Linked DNA regions of Homo sapiens: region 2 is linked to region 1. The links are chromatin loops, found by intact Hi-C in ENCODE. Cell type or tissue: Caco-2. All regions are shown on one strand. Each heading gives the region's core, and the rest is flanking DNA. Links, peaks and the distances in the headings are about the cores only. Region 1 has its middle 210 kb from the start of SYT1. Region 2 overlaps SYT1 (synaptotagmin 1).

Region 1 (12,802 bases), core at 2,811-10,810:
AAAAATAGATGCTTTGGTGCTGCCCAAGACTAATTAAATCAGGAACTGCATGGCTTTATGGTGGGGAGGAAGGTCTGGGCACTGGAGCTTTTAAAAAACTCACCAGGGCGATTTTAATGTGCAGTCATGGTTGAGAATCAGTGCTTCAGACCAAGGGGAGCCAAATAAGTTTAGGAAGCAAAAGGCATGATTGAATTTGTGCTTTAGACAGAGCATTCTGGCAATGGTGCAGAAAATAAACTGAAGGGTGGGATACAGGAGACAGAGATGCAGTGAGAGTCTGTTATAATAATCCAGGCAAGAGATGATAAGCCCTTAAAATTACTTTTTATCGCTTAATGCCTTTATGGTAACTAGATTGCTAACATGTCTGAAGAGTTCCTGTCGAATTCATTTTCCTAACACTTTTTGCCTAGTGCAGTTGTAGATACCTAACAATATTTGTTGAATTGAAGTATTTCATAACAAGACAAAGGTTAACATCGATGAAAAATTAAAAGTCACCTTTTCAAAATTGTGTTTCATGACTGCAACATAATACATTGTTTTCGAGAAGACGGGAAATATAAAAAAAAATGCCAATATCAACAAAAAAATAAAAATGGACCATTAGACCACCACTTGAAGATATGCAGTCTTCATACTTTGGTGTTTCCCTTCTCCAATTATTGTTCACATAGTTTATTTCATTCTCTGTATAAAATTAGAAAAACTGAATCATGCTATATCATAAGCATTTTTTACATCATTAAAGCTCTCAATCAAGTTTATTTAAAAGATTGCATAATGTGCTACACCATAATTTACATAGTAATTTTCCAGTTGTTGATTTCTGGTTTTTACTATTGTAGATGATGACCATAGTTGACAAAACATTTTTTAAATTTCTGATTATTTCCTTAGACTGAATTCCATGAAACAGATTTATTGAAGGAAAGAGAATATTTTGAAGGTTTTTGATAACTTTGCAAAATTGTTTTTCTAAGAGTTTCTCAATGTCCATTCTGCCCAACCGTGTAATAAACTTACATTTTACCTACAACTTTGCCATCAATATCCATTTGTGTATATATATATATATATATATACACACATGCATACACACACATAGAGACATATATACATATGTACATATATACACAACACACACATATAGACACACACAATAGTACATATATATGCACATACATATACACACACATACATATGTACATATATAGGTATATGTATATACCTATATATGCACAAATACGCACATGTATATACATATGTATAGATGCACATATGTATATATGCACACATATGTACACACATATACATGTGTGTATATGTACACACAAATATATACATATCTGTATATATGTATGTGTGTGTGTTTGTATAAATGTGTATGTGTGTATATATATATATGTATTTACAAAACAATGTACTGAGGACTTTTTCAGAGTAATGTTTCTACTTTCGTAATATCAAAATCCTTTATCATCTCCCATTTCCTGGTAGGGATCCAACCAACTACACTACCTAAGATTTCCATGCCTCCATAGGTTTCATTGAAGCAAAGGATTATAGGTGACAATATATTTCATTATTTCAATTTGTATTTAGGTAATGTATGCCTTTTATTATTTTATAAAAATTTCATATTTTCCTTTCATGAATAATATGATACAAATTTTACACATTTATAGAATAGGACTTTTAAGATTTTTCTCCTGGATGTACATCAGATGTTTTATAGTTTAAAAAAATTATATATCCGATATTATACAGTTAAAAAAATCCTCTTTCTCAAGATATTTAAGTATATTAGAATACAATTTTGCTAATCGTATCATTATTCCTTAAAAAACTTTTTATACCTTGACATAATCCATTTTTATATGTTTTCTGCTTATAAATCTTTCCTATTAATTGAATTTTCAGTTGCTTCCTAAAATTAAATAATGATTTTGATTGTATTGTGTTTCTGTTTACTAATCCTGTGTGTACACATTTTTACAACTTTTCTCCTGCCTGTCATAAAGCTGACTTTTTAATACTCATATTCTAGCTTCCTCAGATTAACATCTTTGTTCAACTTTTCCATTTTATTAATTATTCCTTTAGATTGGAATTCACTTTCCTTTTACTTTTCAAAATCATGAAAACTTCAAGTTCAGAGAAAACTATAGAGAGTAAGTCTACAGTTTATCAATTTAAAAATGTTTACAATAATTGCCATAGATAATTTTAAATACATTTTAAAACATTACTGTATTAATTTACTAGGGCTTCCTGAAAAGGTACCATAGACTGAGTGACTTGAACAACAGAAATTTGTCATCTTACGATTCTAGAAACCAGAAGTTTGAAATTAAGATGTCGGCAGAACCATCCTTGTTTGAAGGTGCTAGGAAAGTATTTGCTCTAGGTATGTCTCCTAGCTGCCAGGAGTTTGTTGCCTTGCTGAAGTGAAATGCCAATCTTCACATGGCATTCTTCGTATGTGTGTGTTTGTGTGTGTGTGTCCATGTCCAAAATTTTCCTTTTTATGAGGACACTACATATATCGGATTAAGAGATCACCCTATTTGTTATGACCTCATCTTAATTTAACCAGTTTCATTTAATCACATTTTGAGGTACTGGGGCTTAGGACTTCAACATATGAATTTAGGAGGAACAAAAGGCAACCCATAACAATGACGAATCTTCTTCAAGCCTTTTGTATAATTCTCCTTGCATGACTTATTCCTTCCCAAATGGAATTTTAAAAATATTTTTCAGTATTTTATACTATTTTACATATGAAAGAATTCATAAGCAAGATATAAAATTGGCATGTTTTCAATTTCTATTTTTTAAGAACTATATTACACTTATGATTTTGTGATTAATTTCTTTTACTCTATATTATGCTTTTGAGATCTATTCATGTTGACATATTTAACTCTAATTTAACTGTAATTCACTCACATTAAATGCTGTTTGGTATTTTTATATGTAAACATATAAAAATTGACTTATTTAATCTTCTGATAATGGATATTTTGGGTGTTTCCAGTTTTTTTTTCTTGGGTTGGGATCTTGCTTTGTCACTCAGGCTGAAGTGCAGGGACATGATCACTGCTCACTGCAGCCTTGACCTCCCAGGCTCAAGTGATCCTTCTACCTCAGTTTCCTGAGTAGCTGGGACTACAAGCACACATACACCTGGCTAATTTTTTTACTTCTATTTTTTGTAGAGATGGGGTCTCACTATCTTCCCCATGCTGGTCTTAACCTCCTGAGCTCAAGCTATCCTCCTGTCTCAGCCTCCCAAAGTGCTAGTATTATAGGCAAGAGCCACCATGCCCAGCTTGTTTCTAATTTTTCTTGTAAAAAATACTGTAATAAGCATTGCAATATGTCTGTACGTGTGTGAGTTGTAGAATTTCTCAGGAGCACAACTCTAAATGGAATTGCTAGGTAGGAAGATAACTTTTTTTTCGATTTACCAATTTGTCTATTTGTGCTTTGAAATTATCAATGAGCACATGCATCAGCAATGAAGGCATTTCTCCATTTTTTCACCAGCACTTATTTTTGTTAGCATTTTGTATATTGCCACTTTGATGGGTGAAATAAATAGTTTTTCTTTTGTGCTTAGCTTCTTTTTAGGTATTTCTTGGTCAATTATGTTTTGCTTACATGGATTGCCAATTTGCTTTACTGTTGTCCATTTTCCAAATGTTCTTATTTGGGGCCATGTCTATATGTTTATAATTGGAGAGTGTTCTAAATTTATTCTGGATGCTCTTCCTTTGTTGGTTAAAAATCTTCTTGACATTTTTAGCTTCTCCTAACTCTTAATTCACATTTATTTTGGTGGTATGAAGTCTTAAAAATGATGCTTGCTATTGAAGAATTTTCTCTTAAAATAATAAACATGTTATCCTTTTTCCTAAAATATTCAATGTTTTTCTAAGCTTTTAATCAGTTATAAATTTTGTACATGCTTATGCATGTGTGTCTTCACACAGGTTTACAACAAGATTAGAATCTATCTATTTTAATGCTTTTTTCTATTTGGTACATTACTGTTTAGCCAATTACCTTGGCAATATTGTTTTGAGTTAACCACTGCTTCCACACTGATTGGTAATGCTATCTCATTCATACTTCACTTTCCATTCATATGAGGGTTTATTTCCAGTCTCACTTTTCTGTTCCTTCAGTATATTGGTCTAAGTAAAATTGTTTTAATTACAATGAAATTTTAATAGCATATTTTGATGCTTTTCAGGAAAAAAGTTATTATATTTGGTTGTTTTTCAAAATTACTTTAGCTGTTCTTGGTCTTTCGTACATGGCAATGCTTTCTTGGGTCAGCTTGTTCTATTCATGAAAATTCCTGTTTTTTTTTATTTGAATTGCATTGGATTTATAGATTAATTGGATTTACAGATTAACATCTTCAAGATATTGAGTCTTTCTGTTCATAAGAACATTGTAATTTCCATTTATTGGAATGCTGTCTTATGCTTCTCAATATTTCATAACTTTTTCATGTGATCTCGCATATTTTGCTAGATTTACTTTTAAGAAATGTAAAATTCTATGAACAGTATTCTAAAACTATATTTCCTAGTTAGATCTTTACTGGTATACAGAAAAAATATTAACTGTTTATTTTGACCTAGCAATCATACTGAACTTTCCTGTAGTTTCAATATAAATAATCCTGGATTTTTTTGAACATAAGTAAAATGCAACTGGATTGCTAATCTAATAATCTGTATAAACTCTTTTAATAAGTAAATTTATTGCTCACCTATCTTGTGATTAATTAATAATATATGGACTTTTCTTGCCTTCTTGTAGCTTGATATAATTTTGTCATCCCCTCATCTCCCTTTGTCCTGATTTTCCCATGCTGCTCTGGGAGCTATAGATTGTATTTTTAATTTTTGGTTACCTCTTGAAATACGACTGCTTAATTTTAAAATTTGATGATATATTTTAAATCATTTTATATTCTTACAACGTACAAGAACAGAAATATTTTTGCAGTTGTATTCTGAATCTTAGGTATACTTAAAAATTAAAATATCACTAATTTATATTTAACTTTAAAAATATTTTATCAGTTTATGTACTCAACATTGTTTCCTATTTCCTGGTTTCACTTTTTTTGAGTTAACTCTCTTAGACATGCTGTGACTAAAAATATATCTATTTTACCTGTGCACATAACTTATAACTCAACAAGTTACAATATCTTAGTTTCACAACTATTATCCCTCACCACTTTCAGATATTTCTTTTTGTTTTTAATGAGGTGTGTGTTAATTGTAATTGTTTTTTTGTTGAAGGTGGTACTTTGAATTCACTCTGGTAACTTTCTAAGCATTTTTGTTTGTGTATTTGATGTTCTTAGGTTTCAATACAACATGTTTAGATGTAAATTTAATTTTATTGATCCTGCAAAAACTTACAGTAAACTTTTAATCTGAGAATGTGTGTCATTAATTTGGAAAAAAATGTTGCTTATTTGCCATTTAACGACTACTTTTCTACTATTTTCTCCATTCTTATAATCAAGAATTCCCGTTAGGTATTTGTTGGAGTATCACAAGCAACCTTTCAAATAACTTAACTATTCTATCACTTTGGGCTGAGTATCTAGTTTTATCACAGTGTGGAAGCCAAGAGGAAACCTCTCTTTTGCCCTTCGAAGTTTCACTGAAAAATTAACCCACAAAAGACAGATTAATCTGAGAAAAGGCATACACGTTTTATTAACATGTACATGGGAGCTTTCAGAATGAAGACAGAACTTCAGGGGAAACTGTCCATTAGATTCAATGAAGTATGGACAGCTGTGTAGAAATATAACTGGACAAAAAAATGGTATGAACTAATACTAATAGACTGAGTGAAGAAACCTTGCATAGCCTATTTCGATTCTTCTTGTCCTCTCTGTGCAGTACTCCTTCTTCTGGGTATGGGAAAAGACCCTCTCTGGAATGGGATCTTATGACCCACAGTCAAACAATGTAGGTCAGATAATTTCTTCAGGGCCAGTTTTTACACAGAAAGGTGGAGGGAAAGTTAGAGTCATATTTTTTAGGTTTTATGGCTGGCTTTGGGGACAAGGGAGTCTGGTTTCTATGGCCCACCTTGGGGAAGAGGGATTCTAGTTTCTATGGCTAATCTTGGGAGAGAATGGGACTGAGAGACAGGAGGGCAGGAGAAGGTTAAAGAAAAGCTTTTCCTTCTGAGGCTTCTTCTGATGCCTTCATTTTGGGGTATTGTTTTCTGAGTCTCAATAATAGTACTACTCTTCAATTCACTAATTCTCTAGAATTGAGCCTGATGGAATACTTATTCCAGGAAATGTCATTTTCATTTGCTTTTTTTCTTTTTCTTTTTATTTGAGACGGAGTCTCGCTCTGTCGCCCAGGCTGGAGTGCAGTGGCGCGATCTTGGCTCACTGCAAGCTATGCCTCCCTGGTTCACACCATTCTCCTGCCTCAGCCTCCCGAGTAGCTGGTATTACAGGCACACGCCGCCACACCCGGCTAATTTTTTTGTATTTTTAGTAGAGACGGGGTTTCACCATGTTAGCCAGGATGGTCTCAATCTCCTGACCTCGTCATCCGCCCGCCTCGGCCTCCCAAAGTGTTGGGATTACAGGCGTGAGCCATCGCGCCCGGCCATCATTTTCATTTGCAATACATCTAACTGCTTCTTTTCGTATACTATACACTTATTTCTTTTTTTCTTTTTCTTTTTCTTTTTCTTTTTTTTTTTGAGATGGAGTCTCACTCTGTCACCCAGGCTGGAGTGAAGTGGCCTGATCTTGGCTCACTGCAACCTCTGCCTTCCAGGTTCAAGCGATTCTCCTGCCTAAGCCTCCCAAGTAGCTCGAATTACAGGCATTCGCCACCACGCCCAGCTAATTTTTGTTGTTGTTGTATTTTTAGTAGAAACGGGGTTTCACTATGTTGGCCAGGCTGGTTTCGAACTCTTGACCTAGGTGATTGATCTGCCTGCTTCAGCCTCCCAAAGTGCTGGGATTTTAGACATGAGCCACCGCACCCAGCCTGTAGACCTATTCTTGTTTCACTTCTACCTACTTTGTTTTGTAATTTCTTGTTCATTTTAGTGAATGTGCCATGACTTCATATGTATCTGTGAGAATATTAAATAGATTTAAAATTCTTATTGACAAGTGTATAAAATTAATCTCACCTTCAGTAGCATAGCATCTGGAGGGCAGTGAGAGTAGCCTGCCCTGGGGTGCGGGCGATAAGGGTGTGTATTGACTGTTAAATTGTCTTTGAAAGAAAAATTTTAAAAACTGCTTTAAATTTGATCTGCTTTTTATAATCACCATGGCCAGAAATTCTAACACCAGTAGAATCCACTTAGAGGATCTTAAAGTTTCCCTCAGCTTGATTAAACTTTAGGTTTCTTCCTAACTGTAGGCCCCTAACCACTCTTACTTAGAGCATTCCTCCTTTAAGATGCAAATCTCCCAGTCTCTGGCCAGTTTTACAACCCAGGAATGTCTTTTTCAATAACCTGGAAACCATTCCTTTGAAATGTAATTGTCAAGAAAGATAAGGTCCTTGTTTCCCAGTCTTTGTGGGAAGGTAGGAGGCTAACTTAGATAAGCACCAATTAGCAGAGACAGATGGCCTCATCACATTGACCAAGCTCCACCTCATCCTCAAACCAACTCCTCCAGTACATTTCCACTGGCTCACTACAGTGCTTAAAAGCTCTCCCACCATATATATATATGAAATATGATATATATCAAATATATATCATATTTCATATATATCATATATATCTATTTCATATATATCATATATATTTTATATATCTATTTCATATATATTTATATGAAAGAGCTTTTAAAACACTGGATGAATAAGCAAGAAATTAATAAAAATGGTTACCTATAAGTATGTTAGCATTGGACTGGGAGGGATGGTGTGGGAGGGAAAGAGATGTGATTCAGATGTGTGAATATAGTTTTAAAAAATTTTCATTTTCTAACTATAAAAATATTTTATATAGCCTATCTTTTGTTAACCTTTGCTACATAAGGAACCACCTAAAAAAGTAAACAACCCAACTAAAACTCCATCATTTCCCACTTTTTGTTTCAGTGGAAATAAGGAAAAGAGATTGAACTCTCTCCACTCTTGCAATTATCTTGAATAAAATCTTCCTTCCTTATTTAACTCTGTATGATGTAATTACTGTTTGACAATTCAAATACTTCTACTCTCACAGCCACCTGGTGGTCTACCATTCAATGAGATTATACACACACACACATACACACACACACACACACACACACACACACATATATATACAGAGAGAGAGACAGAGAGAGAGAGAGAGAGAGAGAGAGAGAGAGGGTCTCCCTCTGTCGCTCAGGCTGGAGGGCAGTGGTGCAATCTCCATTCTCTGCAACCTCCGCCTCCTGGGCTCAAGGGATCCTCCTACTTCAGCCTTCTGAGTAGCTGGGATCACAAGCACACACCACCATGCACAGCTAATTTTCTTTTTTGTTTGTTTGTTTGTTTTTTGTTTTGGTAGAGAAAAGGTTTGGCCATATTGCCCCAGCTGGTTTTGAAATCCTGCACTCAAGCAATCCACATGCCTCAGCCTTCCAAAGTTCTGGGATTACAGGCGTGAGCCACCAAGCATGGTCAGATTATATTCTAATGGCTGGTTATGTTTGTCTTTGTATACATGAAAGATTTACTATTTGTTTAAGTCATCTTTTACACATATTAAAGAGAGCAAGCTATTTAAGTCCCAGGCCTAGAAGTAGACCCTGGATTCAGGGTGCTAGATTATGAGTTTACTTTTAGAATGGTGTAGTTCTACACAGAATCCAAGTTCCTGGCTGGCACCTCCTACTTCTGGATCCACAGCCCAGGCACCCACTGGATTTTGCTGCTTTTATTCTCTGTCTTGGGTTTCTAGTCTGTTTCTGGAGATGTTCATCTCCATCTCCAAGACCAAAATTATTCTGAATTTACTTTTGTCAAAACTTTGGAGGTATCTTAGAAGATTGATGTGTTTAGATGTTTTGTTACATGCAGTTAAGCTCAAACCTTAACTGATACAGCTTTCATGGAGCATATCACTTGCCACAAGGAATTACTCTTTCAGAAAAAAAATGCAGTTTGGAGAAGCAGTGCTATTTTGTGGTGATGGTGACATGAGTGTAGGCCACTGACTACCTCTGTCAATGATGAATCTCCTTATGAGTTAGTCAATATTTTTTCCAGAGCTCACAAAGCATTGATTTTATACGTACTTTTCAGATACCCAATAATAACTTAAACGTAATTCACAAAATTTTTCAGGACAAAATTAAACACACAAAATACAGTCAATCTGCACACTAACAATACAAAGAGAGAGACAAATCAGTAGTAGAGTAGCATCTAGAGTGTGAGAAGAGGAATATCAGGCTGAACCCAAAGCAGTGCTGTGTACTATAATGGAGTCTGTTAGCTGGTAATCATATTACCTTATTATCTGGCATTACAAAGTATTTTGAAAAGCACCCCCAATATTTCATGTAGGTTCTTTTAACAACAGGTGCTGGAGAGGATGTGGAGAAATAGGAACATTTTTACACTGTTGGTGGGACTGTAAACTAGTTCAACCATTGTGGAAGTCAGTGTGGCGATTCCTCAGGGATCTAGAACTAGAAATACCATTTGACCCAGCCATCCCATTACTGGGTATATACCCGAATGACTATAAATCGTGCTGCTATAAAGACACATGCACATGTATGTTTATTGCGGCATTATTCACAATAGCAAAGACTTGGAACCAACCCAAATGTCCAATAATGATAGACTGGATTAAGAAAATGTGGCACATATACACCATGGAATACTATGCAGCCATAAAAAATGATGAGTTCATGTCCTTTGTAGGGACATGGATGAAATTGGAAATCATCATTCTCAGTAAACTATCGCAAGAACAAAAAACCAAACACCGCATATTCTCACTCAGAGGTGGGAATTGAACAATGAGATCACATGGACACAGGAAGGGGAATATCACACTCTGGGGACTGTGGTGGGGTGGGGGGAGGGGGGAGGGATAGCATTGGGAGATATACCTAATGCTAGATGATGAGTTAGTGGGTGCAGCGCACCAGCATGGCACATGTATACATATGTAACTAACCTGCACAATGTGCACATGTACCCTAAAACTTAAAGTATAATTAAAAATAAATAAATAAATAAATAAATAAATAATATTTTCCCTAAATGTCAGCTGGCCTGAGAAATAAACGGACAGAGTACAAAAGAGAGAAATTTTAAAGCTGGGTGTCCGGGGGAGACCTCACATGTCAGCAGTTTCCGTGATGCCCCCTGAGCCATAAAACCAGAAAGTTTTTATTAGTGATTTTCAAAAGGGGAGGGAGTATATGAATAGGGTGTGGGTCACAGAGATCATGTGCTTCACAAGGTAATAGAATATCACAAGGCAAATGGAGGCAGGGTGAGATCACAGGACCACAGGACTGGGGTGAAATTAAAATTGCTAATGAAGTTTTGGGCACACATTGTCATTGATAACATCTTATCAGGAGACAGGGTTTGAGAGCAGACAACTGGTCTGACCAAAATTTATTAGGTGGGAATTTCCTCGTCCTAATAAGCCTGGGAGCACTATGGGAGCCTGGGGCTTATTTCATCCCTACAGCTCGACCATAAATGATGGCTGCCCACCAAAGTGGCCATTTTAGAGGCCTACCCTAAGGGACGCATTCTGTTTCTCAGGGATGTTCCTTGCTGAGAAAAAGAATTCAGCAATATTTCTCCTATTTGCCTTTGAAAGAAGAGAAATATGGCTCTGTTCCGCCTGGCTCACTGGTGGTCAGAGTTTAAGGTTATCTCTCTTGTTCCCTGAACATTGCTGTTATCCTATTCTTTTTTCAAGGTGCCCAGATTTCATATTGTTCAAACACACATGCTCTACAAACAATTTGTGCAGTTAACGCAATCATCACAGGGTCCTGAGGCGACATACATCCTCCTCAGCTTACGAAGATGATGGGATTAAGAGACTAAAGTAAAGACAGGCATAGGAACTTACAAGGGTATTGATTGGGGAAGTGATAAGTGTCCATGAAATCTTCACAATTTATGTTAAAAGATTGCAGTAAAGACAGGTGTAACAAATTATAAAAGTATTAATTTGGGGAACTAATAAATGTCCATGAAATCTTCACAATCCACGTTCTTCTGCCATGGCTTCAGCCGGTCCCTCCGTTCGGGGTCCCTGACTTCCCACAACAATGAATCTCCTTAGAAGTTAGTCAATATTTTTCCCAGAGCTTACAAAGCATTGATTTTATACTTACTTTTCAGATACCCAGTAATAACTTAAACCATAATTCACAAAAAATTTTTAGAACAAAATTAAACACACACAATACAGTCAATCTGCACACTAACAATACAAAGAGAGAGATAATTCGGTAGTAGAGTAGCATCTGGAGTGTGAGAAGAGGAATATCAGGCTGAACCCAAAGTGGTGTTGTGTACTGTAATGGAGTCTATTAGCTTGTAATCATATCACCTTATTATCTGGCATTACAAAGTATTTCTAAAGGCTATTTTCTTTTTGGATAGACAGTGGTGCTTTCAATTCCCTCTAGCAGTCACAGATGTGCAGGTGAATTAACTGTAATGCTCAACTTTCTAACCATAATGAAGAACACTGATAATAATTCACACTGATTGATCATCAGGTTTGTTTGTTTTCCCCACATAATATTAGAAACCTTCCTTCCAGGCCTTCGTTTCCATATTTCATTGTTAACTAGCATTCTACTGTTTCTAATACATATTGTCAACTCTCAGGTGGAGAAGTATTCTTTTAAATGTTAAACTTGTAAAATATCAGTTACATACTTAGCAATGAAGAGGAGTATTACCTTTGTGTAGAAATAAAAAACCACCGCTGTTTGCTACTCAATTATATCTTACTTACCAATGTTAGTATTTGGAGATGCCTCCCCAAATTTGGTTTCTAATAGGAAAATAATAGCAACTAAAAATCAGGTATAATGATATGGTTTGGCTGTGTCCCCACCCAAATCTCATCTTGAATTGTTATCTCAGTTGTAATCCCCACATGTTGGGGCAGAATAATATGATTTGGCTGTATCCTCACCAAATCTTATCTTGAATTGTAATCTGAATTGTAACATCCATGTATTGGGGGAGGGACCTCATGGGAGGTGATTGAATCATGGGGGCCATTCCCCTGTGCTGTTCTCATGATAGGGAGTGAGTTTTCATGAGATCTGATGGTTTTGTGAGGGGCTTTTCCCCATTTTGCTTTGCCCTTCTCTCATTCTTCTCCTTCCTGTCACTATGTGAAGGACATGTTTGCTTTCCCTTCTGCTATGATTGTTAAGTTTTCTGAGGCCTCCCCAGCCCTATGGAACTTTGATTTAATTATAACTCTTTCCTTTATAAATTACCCAGTCTGGTATTTTCTTCATGGAAGCATGAGAATGGACTAATACATATACCTTTGATTATAGCTTTTATATTTGTAAAAGTGAATATTATGGTGAAAACTTGGTTAAAATATATTACTAGGTAGTGATTCAAAATGAAAAAAATTCTCGTGTCCTAACAAAGATTATATTCGTTATTTTAAAACTACATTCCTAAAAATATCCTATCCTGCACAATGATCAGTTTCCCACAATAAAATATTTGATGAGAGTATCACAGAGATTTATTAATCAGAATTT
Region 2 (12,802 bases), core at 3,042-11,041, 690 kb before region 1:
CTCAGTGTGTATATGTCTTAATTCTCCCACATGATTGTAAACTCCTTGAAGACAGGATCCATCATTAAATTATCACTTTCCACACAGTTTCAAAACTTAAATAAGTGGAAACTTTAGAAAATACCTGTTTTGAATTATCTAGGTCATAACCCCCTTTCACTAATATAAATAATAAAGAGTTACTTCTAATGTGCTGAATTCACCTGATGTGCCTACTCACTCCTAGGAATTAATTTATACAACAGGAGAGGCTAGTGGAATAAATTACTCTTCAGAGTATCTGAAAATAATGAATGGGAGACAATATCATGGAAATTAATATAAAATATGGACAAATTTATCTGAACTTTATGGGACAAGAGAAATGTAAATGAACAAAATTGCTGTTCAAAATGCTCGTTAGGAGGAGGGCTCTTTTTTTTTTTTTCGCAGAATTCTGTCTATTTTCCACAATAGCCTCCTTGGGGAACTGATTGTGTTGCAGGATCAGGTTACTCTAACTGTTCTAATTAGGAATTTCAGACATGACTGCTCTCTCTTAAATAACATCTCCCTTTATGGGCCATAATCTAATTCCACGATTAATTTAGGGGCATTGCAATTGTGTTGAACAAAGAAATGTCACAAATGTCTTCTTCCAATACCTTTTATTCCTCAATCTTATGACACATAGGAAGTTTAAAAGATTTTACATAATATTTATCTTCAGAAGAGAGTATTTGTACAGTTTGAAAAAGCATGCTCGGAAGCAGGAGAAATCTGTGATGTTACTTGTAATTTTAAAGTTATGGGATGGGAGAAGAATGAGTGTTTAAGAGAAAAATATGGGCATTTTGGGAGAAAGAAAAATATGGAAAAGTGCTTTTTTAAAGCACCCTTTACAGATCTACATTTGCTTCATTAGTTTAAGAACTTTAACATGTAAAATTTCATTTGCTCATAAAATTATTGTAATTGATATGCCAAATTGAATGTGTAGTTTATATTAATTAACTGAAGTTACTTTTCAAAAAGTTTTAGCATTTTATTACTTCTGGATCTCCAAGATATTTGAAAGCTAGTCCTTGATTTTCCTGAAATTTGTGTCCTTTATGGGCATCAACAAGATAGAGAAAAACTCATTTCCAGAAAAAGGCAAGGAAAATATCCAATTTATACTAACCATTTTCTTGTTAGTGAAATTTTTGGAGGTTTAAGTATATGCTTTCCCTAATGCCCTAAGAATTAGCTTTAATAATTGTCTACCAAAAGTTTGAAAATTAGGGCAGCTTTCTTTTACTACCTGGTGGTTTGATCCAAGATTAATTGATCTAGGATATTTGCAAATATGATTGTCATGTGTTTCTCACATGTTGGGGAGGATGAGGGACTTGAAGTTTATGTGAAACAAGAGCAAGAATATGCATCCTGAGGGCCGGGCGCGGTGGCTCACGCCTGTAATCCCAGCTCTTTGGGAGTCCGAGGCGGGCGGATCACGAGGTCAGGACATCGAGACCATCCTGGCTAACACGGTAAAACCCCGTCTCTACTAAAAATAGAAAAAATTAGCCGGGCATGGTGGCGGGCGCCTGTAGTCCCAGCTACTCTGGAGGCTGAGGCAGGAGAATGGTGTGAACCCGGGAGGCGGAGCTTGCAGTGAGCCGAGATCGCGCCACTGCACTCCAGCCTGGGCGACAGAGCGAGACTCCGTCTCAAAAAAAAAAAAAAAAAAAAAAAAGAATATGCATCCTGGGGAGGCCCTGATACTGCCCGCAAGAAGGACCCTCACGGCAGGACGATCTGGACTTCTGTGTCATCCCCACAAGGTGTGTTCTATTCTGCCCCAGTCAAAACAAGGCTTGTGTTTGTGGCTTATATAGTAAGCCAGTGTTGTTACCCTGAATCAGATTTAAAGACTCATGCCAGTACGAATTTTTGGAAACCAATATTTTCATTTCCTCAGTGAAGTCTTTCACTGAACTTCTGTGATGAGAAGAAAAGCACTTCTGTCCCTAGAGTCTTGTTCTAGCATGTGAAGCTTTTACTATATCTCTTGTCCATCAACATAGAAGAATTAGAAGAACCCAATAGTTTTATATGAACAGTTTTACATCAAACTCTAATTTCATAGTTTTGGCATGCCAGTTTGGAAGAAAGATGGCTGCATAGTAATTTATAAACATTTAATATAAATATTTTATTTATCACTCTAAAGTTCTAGAAACCAAGATTTTCTAAATTAAAAAGAATGTTTTTCTTTGGTGGGATTATGGTGATGGGGACTAAAAGGGTTCTTGGAAAATTTGCAAAGAAAAAAGAAGATACCCAAGTCATATCCTTGCTGCTCCTTGACAATTTTGTCTACTTTTTTCTAGAATAGCCCTGTGAACGAGGTACTGTTATGTCCATTTTATATATAAAGACTTTGAGACTGAGAGGGTGTAGGTTACATAGCTGTCTCAGAGAGGAACTGGGGCAAACTCTTTTAACTCAAAATCATGAGTTTTCTTTACTAGTACACTGCTGTCTGGAATGATAGAAACTAATATCCCAGCTGGCCATCCACTTGGTTATTCCACTCTTACTTTATATCTGTAACTAAATTAATGTTCAATACCAATCCCTCCCCTCAACTATTCTTTCCAACATCTTTCTGTCAGGGTCACTAACTCATCTCCATTTCCTTTCTCTTTGTTTTCCTTTATTCATTTAACCCACAAGTCCTGATATTTCTCATTTTGTAAATGTCTCTCAAGTTAGATCCTTCCTTCCATCGTTCCTTCCTTCCCCTTCCTTCCTTCCCTCCGTCCCTTCTTTCCTTCCTTCCCCTTTTCTTCCTTCCTTCCTCTTCCTTCCTACCTTCCTCCCTTCCTCCTGTTTGTCCGTCCTTCCTTCCTCCCTTCCTTCCCTCCCTCCCTCCCTCCCTCCTTTCTTTCTTTCTTTCTTTCTTTTTCTTTCTTTCTTTCTTTCTTTCTTTCTTTCTTTCCTTCTCTCTTTCTTTCTTCCTCTTTCTTTTTCTTTCTTTTCTTTTTTTCTTTCTTTTTCTTTCCTTTCTTTCTTTTTTCCTTTCTTCCTTTCTTTCTTTCTTTGTCTTTTTTCATCTGTCTTTCTTTCTTTCCTTCCACTTCCACATCCATGTCAATATGAGCACCATCTCTATATGATACTTGTCACTATCACTACCACCTTCACCATCCTACACTATGACCTCTGCTACTACCAACACCACCATTTCAATCACCTCCACCTCCATTTTTACCATCAGTTCCATTGTGGTTAAGCCCTAGTGACATTTCTGTCATATTTTCTGAAGTAGTCTGATTAAAGACCTCTTTAGTTATAGTCTCTTCAAAATTCAATGCATACTACATACTAATGCCAAGTGAATGTTTGAAAGGTCTGAACCCCTCTTCCTGACTTTCAAGAAGTTTTACATTTTGCCTCTGTCCTAAATGTCTAAACCATTTGCTCTTGTTTCACTGCTTCTTCAACCCTTAGAATATATTTTGAACCTGACCACATGCCTTCATTCATAGGGTTATTACTCTAGTCCAAGTAGGGTGACCAAACATCCTGATTTGTTTAAGATCCTCCTGGTTTAAGATCTAAAAGTCCTGCATCCTGGGAAACCCCTCAGTCCCAGGCAAGCCATGACCAGTGGCAACCTTAAGTCCATGTCATTGTCACTTCTGACCTAGACCTCTGTAATAGCCTCATAATAGCCTCTCTGCATCTCTTCTTGCTCCTTTCTAGTTTCCTTCTCACATAAAAGGCAGCATGATCCTTTTAAAATGGAAATCTGATCATGGGACAATCCTACTCAAAGCCCTTTGAGATCTTCCCTTTTTACTTAGAATAACATCTGTTCCTTACACTAAAAGGCCTGATATGATCTGCCCCCTTCGTATCCTACCACTGTTCTCCAGATTTCACTTCCTCTTTCCAAAACATGCCAAACACACTTCTATCTGAGGATCTTTGCATTGCTGTTCCTTCTGTCAGCAATATTCTCCTAGATACTGGTATGAATTGTTTCATTAGTTTATTCAGCTTTCTGCTTGCATGTTACCTCTTTAGGGACTTTTTCTGTGGCCACTCTATCTAATGTAGTCCAATGCAGTCCTAAACACAAACATTACCTCTCCTCTTGCCCTGCTTCTTTTTTGTCTTAGCACCCGTCATTACTTGACATTCTATTATGTCTATTTAGGTTTTCCTCACCAGAATATCAGATCCATAAGAGAAAAGACTTGTTTTTCTTACTGCTGTGTTCCCAGCATTGGAATAGTGTCTATGCCTACTGAATGAGAACATGCAGCTTTCTTACAACTGAATAAGTCAGGTTGGTCTTTTCAGCATCTTCATTTGTCATATGTTGAGTTCTCTGAGGAAGCAGACTCAGGCAGATTTTCAACATGAGGTTTATAGGGGTGTGTCCTTTAGATCAACCCCTCTTTGGGAGTGAGGGAATCAGGATTACACAGGTTGAGAAGTTGGGCTGTGATACAGTTACATCAAGACCTCAGTCAATTCTATGGGGAACTCTGGAGCTGGGAGAGTTCTTCAAAGATATTTGGAAATGGGGCAACAAGGATGAGATTTTATCATCCTGAATCCCCCAAACATTGGATGTGGGCTGCTCCTACATCTTGGGTGAGCATCTTTTCAGCTGAGGGTGATGCCAGGAAGGGGGAACTCAGTTATGAGCTATAAGCCATCAACACTCCTGACAGCCCAGTTAATAAATGCATTGGTCATGAAGATGGTACAAAGATTGGGAAGTTTGCTACAGCAATCACTATTTCTCTGTGAGCTATATTCCTTCCAGTTACCAGACTTTTGCTTAGTTGGAAAATCCATCTGCAATCCTTTATTCCCTTCTGCCTAATCAAATTACTCCTAACCATTAAGCCCTAGTCCATGTTCAAAAAAAAAAAAAAAAAGAAAAAACAAACACACAAACAAACAAAAAAACCTCCTTACTATTCTAGCCCACTTGGATTTCTGCTAGCAATTGCTTTATAGCTGGTAGAATGGTGCCTCGAGATTACTTTTTCCCTATTTATTTCTTACACGTGAGCTCAACTCACCTTAAACTCCAGAAGAGCAGGGACTATATACTACTTTTCTATGCCTAGCTCCAGGCACATAATAAAAGCTTCGAAATAATTGTCAGTTGACTGTATTGAAATGAGGTCCTCACCAGTCATCTGCTTTGTAAATAGCACTGATGTTAGTGCTTTAACAACAGTGTCTCCATTTTAATCCAGTCAAGTAACGAATTTTGTTTGGAGCTCCTCCTTTGTACCTAGTGCTATGGACACTGTCATATTAGCCCTGTCATGAAACTAGAAACAAAACCATTTCTGGAGGTATAGCTTTTATAAGATAATTTCAAGACCCTGTAGGGTTGCAGCCAACACATGAGTGCTTTTGCTGGTGTGATTATCTCATGAAGGGGCCTTATTACTATTAGGAATTTCAGCTTTATGTGTAATTTATTTTAGTCAATTGCCTTGATCACTAGGTGGAAACTGCCAGTTAGTGTTAGAAAAGTTCCAGCTGTGAGATTCAGAGAAATTTACCTGCTCTTTTAGAATATACAGCTGACAATCAGAAGGCAGCTTTGTTCTGAGCAGCTTGATAATTTCATTATTTTTAAAAAAATGCAGCCATTGAATAGACACAAATTAATGATTTACTAGACAACGACAAAAATACCTTTCCTTTTTGAAAAGCATTATAGATAATTAGAACAGAGGTCATCTCCAATGGATAAATAAAAAGCTTGATTTAAAATGAATATTTATTTAATGGCTCTGTAGCCCCATACATCGTTTTATGTGGAAAAAGATGGGTTCATTTTAGTGACCTTTGCAAATGGGGCTAAGTTCATACATTTGATGGAAACACTGTACTCTTGAGTGAGTTTTTCAAAAGTACCTGAATTAATGCTGTGACATTTTAAAAGGACATTCTATTTATGTTAATTGTAAGAAGATTTTTCTATGTGTTAAATTGGCAACAGATTCTTTGATGAGTAGATGGTTTTTCTCTGAGGTTGGGAGTCTTGTTTAGAGGTGACATACAAATGGAGACCCAATTATCTCTCAAATGAAAATTCAGACCATTTGCATAGTCCCCATTAGTAAAAATACTAAAACAGTCTTCACTTATATGAAGGACAATGTTAGGTTTTTAATTTTAATAAGATAATATGTGGCTTTAAATATATCTTTTGGGTGGTAGCATTTTTCAACTTCATTTTATTCCTGCATTACTCTCATACTCCTGAAGTATCTGCCAAATCGGTATTTACATCTAATGGACCAGATGGTCACAGTGTGAAATGTTGCTGTGTAATGTGTTCAGGCTAGAAAGACTGAATCTGGCCTAGTCTACAAATGTATAGTAAATTGTTCAGGTGAAAGAGAGTGTATCTTTGGATGCTTATTCTTTAGGCATACTCTGTAACTCATTGGTTTATATTCGTTCATTTCTTATTAAAAAATAATTACTGAGTTCCACCACAGACTCTTCTAGGTTCTAGTCTAGGCTCTATGGATACCTAGATGAGTAAAAATATAATGCATTGACTGTACTACAGAAGTGGCACAAATGCTATAGGAGGTGAAGATTGAAACCTTCCAGGGTCTAGTAACTAAGGAGAGGGGGACTTTAGAGATTTATTCCCTCAATAATCGTTATAAATTTCTGCAAGCCACCCCAAATGCATGTTCTTTGTAAAACCAATGTGCTGGCCATGCAAATGTAGCTTTAAGACAAGCCTTCTAGTTTTCCCCTTTTAACCAGAGCTGGTGTCTGTGGGAGGAGGAGGAGGGCAGGGGACATATAGGTGTCCTGGAGGAGCGGTTACCTGAGCTGAGATAAGGAAGGTTCGGCAGGAAGTCAGGATGAACCCTGTCCACAAGAGGGCATGAGTGTTCTAGGCACAGGAATGCATGTACACAGTACTATACCCCTTGAACAGCTTAAACCAAGTTACTCTTCTGTAAGTGTAAAATTCATGTAATTTAATTGAAAATGGATTTCCACTTTATGATTTAGAAATTCAAAATTTCCTCATGATGTCCATAATTTATATTTTGATTAACTGATACACTTGTGGTCCCATTAGAAATAATAATTCACAGAAAAGCAGATATTCTGATGTGATCAAAATAAGGATGAAAATAGAAAATCAAAATGCTTCTTAAAAGTGACAGTAGGCCGGGTGTGGTGGCTCATGGCTGTAATACCAGCACTTTGGAAGGCAGAGGCGGGCAGACTGCTTGAGCCCAGGAGTTTGAGACCAGCCTGGGCAACTTGGTGAAATCCTGTCTCTACAAAAAAATACAAAAAAATAGCCAGGTGTGGTGTGATGCGTGCCTATAGCCCCAGCTACTCAGGAGGCTGAGGTGGGAGGATTACTTGGGCCCAAGAGGTGGAGGTTGCAGTGGGCAGAGATCGTGCCACTGTAGTTTAGCCTGGGAGACAGAGCGAGACCCTGTCTCAATAACAAAAACAAACAAAAAGTGACAGTAAAGTACAGTATAGAGTGGTGGAAAGAGCACTGGACCACCATGTGTATTCATTCACTATTTTTTGGTATAACTGATATTTATTGGGTACCTCCTCTGTGCCAGGCACTGTTCTAGGCACTTGGGCACAGTGGTCAGTAAGACACGCAAAGTCAACAAAATAACAGTAAAATAAAAGGCATGTTTGGTGAGGTATGTGCTGTGGAAACATGTAAAGTAGGTGGGGAATAAGGATAGCAATTTGAAACAGGAAGTTCAGGGAATGTCTGTATAAGAAGGATTTGAAGGAGGTGAAATGTGGTCAACTGCTTAACCATCGGGATCCACCTTCCTTGTCTTTATAAAACAGGTCTGGATAACACAGTCCTGAAGGTTCTTCTGGCTGGGAAATCATATATTTCCATGATTTTACTTTATTAGAGCTACCTGTCTAGTTTTTCTCTCTGTTTTACTGGACTGAACTAATAAATGGGTGTTTTAAGCCACGGAGTTTGTGGAAATTTGCACATGTAGTCGAAACCAGTAAATGCACTCAGTTCTTTTTCTCTATCCTTTCCCTCTCTTCTTTAGTTATCTTCATTGCAGATTTCATAAGATAATCCATTGGAGTATGAGAAGACAATATTAGACCTTCTATTTATATTTACTTTTATCCCATATTTTCAAAATTGTGTTTCATTTATATGTTTTATAAAACACATCATATATTGGTATAGCACAATATATATATGATTTATAGAAAGACAGAAATATTGGGAGTATGTGCCAAATATTTTATTACTGACAAAAGACAAAATAACATTTGAGATCTTTCTTTCAACATTAAAATATGCTTAGAAGATTCCTCAGTGACTTTGTAACAACATGGACTCTATAGTCAGGCTACTTAGGTTCAATTCCCAAGTCTGCTTCTTATTACCTACTAAGCCTCAGGCAATGTACTTTCTCTTCTGTGCCTCACTTTTCTAATCTCTAAAATGGAAGAATAGTGATGGAGTCAGTAGAATTACATCAGTTAGTATGTAAAAAAGGAGTTAGAAGAGTTCCTGGCTCACAAAATGTACTGTGTGAGTGTTCGCTATTATCATAACAAAATTCCTATTTCAACTATCCTCTTTTCTACATGTGCCATGTCTCTCTGCTCCTTTGCACAGCCAAATTTCTTGAAGAAATTGGTTACAATCACTGTCCCCATTTTTTCATGTTCCATTGATTTCTCTCTCCATCATTTTATTAAAATAGTTGCTACTAAGATTTCAAATGACATCCATATTACCGAACCATTAATATTTTGCAGGTCTCATTTCCATGAACTTTCAGCAGAATTTATTGACTCCCTTTCTTTCCTTGGATTCTATAATACAATGATTTCCTGATTTTAGTTTCTCTGCCTCCCTGGCCACTCACTCTTGGTCTCCCTTTGCAGGGTGTAGTTATAACTAACTTCTTTTCTTCATAAACTAATCTTATCCCAGTATATGGTTTTAGTTATAATATGGAAGTGATTCTCCAGTTTGTATCTCTAGTTTAGATATTTTCTCTAAGCCCCAGACTTTTATATCTAACTGTCCACTAGTCATTGAATATCTCACACTCGTTTTAGACTCGAATGCCAAAAACTGAATTTATGATCTTTCTTCTAAATCTGGTTCACTCGATTTCAACAAATGATATTAGCATCCAAGGGGTTGCTTAAGCCAGAAAACTGGGCATTATCACTGATCGTTGATCATTGACTTCTTTTGAGTTCTGATTTTATTTATCATAAAATCTCTCAATAAGTTCACTTGTTTCCATCCTTATAGTCTTCACCATGTGATCAAATAATCTCTCATATAGATTACTCCAATACCCTCTTAATTGGTTTCCTGAAATTTACTCTTAGAATACAATTGACAGAGTCACCTTTTAAATAACAGGCATCGTATCTCACTCCTATAATCCCCGCACTTTGGGAGGCCAAGGAGGGCGAATAGCTTGAAACCAGGATTTTGAGACCAGTCTGGGCAATGAAGCCAGACTCTATCTCTACAAAAAACAAAAAAATAGCCGGGCATGGTGGTGCATGCCTGTGGTTCCAGTGACTCAGGAGGCTGAGGCAGGAAGATCAGTTGAGCCCGAGAGTTTGAGTCTTCAGTGAGCTATGATTGTGGCACTGCACTCCAGCCTGGGCAACAGAGCAAGACCCTGTCTCTAAAAAACAAAACATCAAAAAACCAAATCTTAAAATCCTTAAGTAGGTCTCCTATCTCTCTTGAGTTAAAAGGCCCAAATTCTTATGATCATTTAGAATAATCTTCAAGTTCTATTTCCTACTTATTCCTCTGCCTCATCAAATGCCTCTTTCTCCCTCTGCGCAACAGCCACAAGGGGAAAGCCTTCTTTATATCATTAACTGTGCCACGCCACCTACACTTTCAGAGGCTTCACATAAACAGTTCCTTTTGCTTGACATTCTGCCCTCTTGCCACCCTCCCGTTTACTTAGTTAACTTTCACTCATCTTTCACATCTTTCTGAATGACGAGGCGGGTGGATCACGAGGTCAGGAGATCAAGACCATCCTGGCTAACACGGTGAAACTCCGTCTCTACTAAAAATACAAAAAATTAGCTGGGCATGGTGGCGGGTGCCTATAGTCCCAGCTACTTGGGAGGCTGAGGCAGGAGAATGGTGTGAACCTGGGAGTTGGAGCTTGCAGTGAGCTGAGATCATGCCACTGCACTCCAGCCTAGGCAACAGAGCGAGACTCTGTCTCAAAAAAAAAAAAAAAAAAAAAAAAAAGAATGAATGTATTTATTAAGTATTCCACTCTGGCAGAGACTGCCAGAGTCTCTGTAGTTTACCAAAAGTCCACGCTCTTCTTCCTGAGAACACAGCTAGACTACATTTCCCAGCCTTTCTTGTAGTTAGATGTGGTCTTGTGATTGGGTTCTAGCTAATGGAATGTGAACAGAAGTGATGTGCACCACTCCTAGACCCAGTCCCCCAGAACTCCTACCCATGATTTTTTTTCTTTTCTATGTCTGTGATAGTGACCTCAGAGTGACCTTGGAAGCTACATGCTGAAATGCTGAAGATGGCAGAGGTTCAGTGAGACAGGATCCTTGAAGATTTAATAAAGCAGAGCCCTACCTGCCAAGACTTCTCTTTTGCAGAACCCATTACGTGTTTGGGCCTATTTGTTATTGTAGCCTAGCCTGAAATAATTAATACTAATAATAAATAAATGACTTCTAAACAGTGTTTTCAGAAGTATAATTAGTGATCCACTTAAAAATCTGTGGTTTGTAGAAAATGAGTAAAGCTTAGTCTTATATGTCAAACCCTTATGTTGGGTTTTCAATATGCCAGTCATGCTACAAAGAACTAGAAACAAAGGATGATTAAAACATGTCTTTGCCCTAAGAAGCTTTTTCAATGCTGGCATGAACAGGCATATAAACAAAAATTCAACATAAAATTGTAGGTGTCATTATAGAAACATGTATTAGGAAGGACCACTATAGAGAAAGTAGAGGAATTTGTAAATAATTACTACTGTGACTTTTTAGTGGAGAGTAGGGAAAAGTGAATTCCAAAAGTGTCCTTGTCAAAAGATTCTTTATGCTATAGTGTGCTGAGGTACTTGAAATTCTACCATTTATTACCTTTAGCTAAAGCTTTAGATCTCTATGGGTCCTTTAAAACAATATGAAACACTGTTTCACCCCCTAATGGGCAACATGGCATCCATCATGGTATGAAATTGTAGTTGGCCAGAGGGCAATCAGGCAAGGGAAAGAAATAAAGGGTATTCAATTAGGAAAACAGGAAGTCAAATTGTCCCTGTTTGCAGATGACATGATTGTATATTTAGAAAACCCCATTGTCTCAGCCCAAAATCTCCTTAAGCTGATAAGCAACTTCAGCAGTCTCAGGATACAAAATCAATATGCAAAATCACAAGCATTCTTATACACCAATAACAGACAAACAGAGAGCCAAATCATGAGTGAGCTCCCATTCACAATTACCACAAAGAGAAAAAAATACCTAGGAATCCAACTTACAAGGGATGTGAAGGACCTCTTCAAGGAGAACTACAAACCACTGCTCAAGGAAATAAAAGAGGACACAAGCAAATGGAAGAACACTCCATGTTCATGGACAGGAAGAATGAATATCATGAAAATGGCCATACTGCCCAAGGTAATTTATAGATTCAGTGCCATCCCCATCAAGCTACCAATGACTTTCTTCACAGAATTGGAAAAAACTACTTTAAAGTTCATATGGAACCAAAAAAGAGCCCGCATTGCCAAGACATCCTAAGCAAAAAGAACAAAGCTGGAGGCATCACACTACCTGACTTCAAACTATACTACAAGGCTACAGTAACCAAAACAGCATGGTACTGGTACCAAAACAGACATATAGACCAATGGAACAGAACAGAGCCCTCAGAAATAACACCACACATCTACAACCATCTGATCTTTGACAAAACTGACAAAAACAAGAAATGGGGAAAGGATTCCCTATTTAACAAATGGTGCTGGGAAAACTGGCTAGCCATTATGTAGAAAGCTGAAACTGGATCCCTTCCTTACACCTTATACAAAAATTAATTCAAGATGCATTAAAGACTTAAATGTTAGACCTAAAACCATAAAATCCCTAGAAGAAAACCTAGGCAATACCATTCAGGACGTAGGCATGGGCAAGGACTTCATGACTAAAACACCAAAAGCAATGACAACAAAAGTCAAAATAGACAAATGGGATCTAATTAAACTAAAGGGCTTCTGCACAGCAAAAGAAACTACCATCAGAGTGAACAGGTAACCTTCAGAATGGCAGAAAATTTTTGCAATCTACCCATCTGACAAAGGGCTAATTTCCAGAATCTACAAAGAACTTAAACAAATTTACAAGAAAAATCAAACGACCCCATCAAAACGTGGGCAAAGGATATGAACAGATACTTTTCAAAAGAAGACATTTATGCAGCCAACAGACACATGAAAAAATGCTCATCATCACTGGTCATCAGAGAAATGCAAATCAAAACCACAATGAGATACTATCTCACAACAGTTAGAATGGCGATCATTAAAAAGTCAGGAAACAACAGGTGCTGGAGAGGATGTGGAGAAATAGGAACACTTTTACACTGTTGGTGGGAGTGTAAATTAGTTCAACCATTGTGGAAGACAGTGTGGCAATTCCTTCAAGGATCTAGAACTAGAAATACCATTTGACCCAGCCATCCCATTACTGGGTATATACCCAAAGGATTAT

What was found. A loop is a pair of places that touch in the nucleus more often than their neighbours do. Peaks named below come from ENCODE experiments on the same cell type or tissue, not always from the same donor. Only the 100,000 strongest peaks of a DNase experiment are listed, where the experiment ranks them.
Region 2: a loop joins it to region 1, with 3 times the contacts of the local background. A loop is called at or near these places in 2 of 110 quality-filtered maps.

Annotation. Positions count from the first base shown.
Region 1 is chr12:78,646,748-78,659,549 of GRCh38, reverse strand. No RefSeq gene overlaps it. Among named protein-coding and RNA genes, the nearest start is that of SYT1, 210 kb to the left of the region's middle. RefSeq lists an enhancer at 7,203-7,832. In Caco-2, for the core only: no CTCF peak of the experiment used is centred there; a DNase peak (open chromatin) is centred at 7,669.
Region 2 is chr12:79,339,162-79,351,963 of GRCh38, reverse strand. All of the region lies in intron 8 of SYT1 (synaptotagmin 1), which reads right to left. Among named protein-coding and RNA genes, the nearest start is that of MIR1252, 74 kb to the left of the region's middle. In Caco-2, for the core only: a CTCF peak has its summit at 6,906 (motif pointing right); a DNase peak (open chromatin) is centred at 6,893.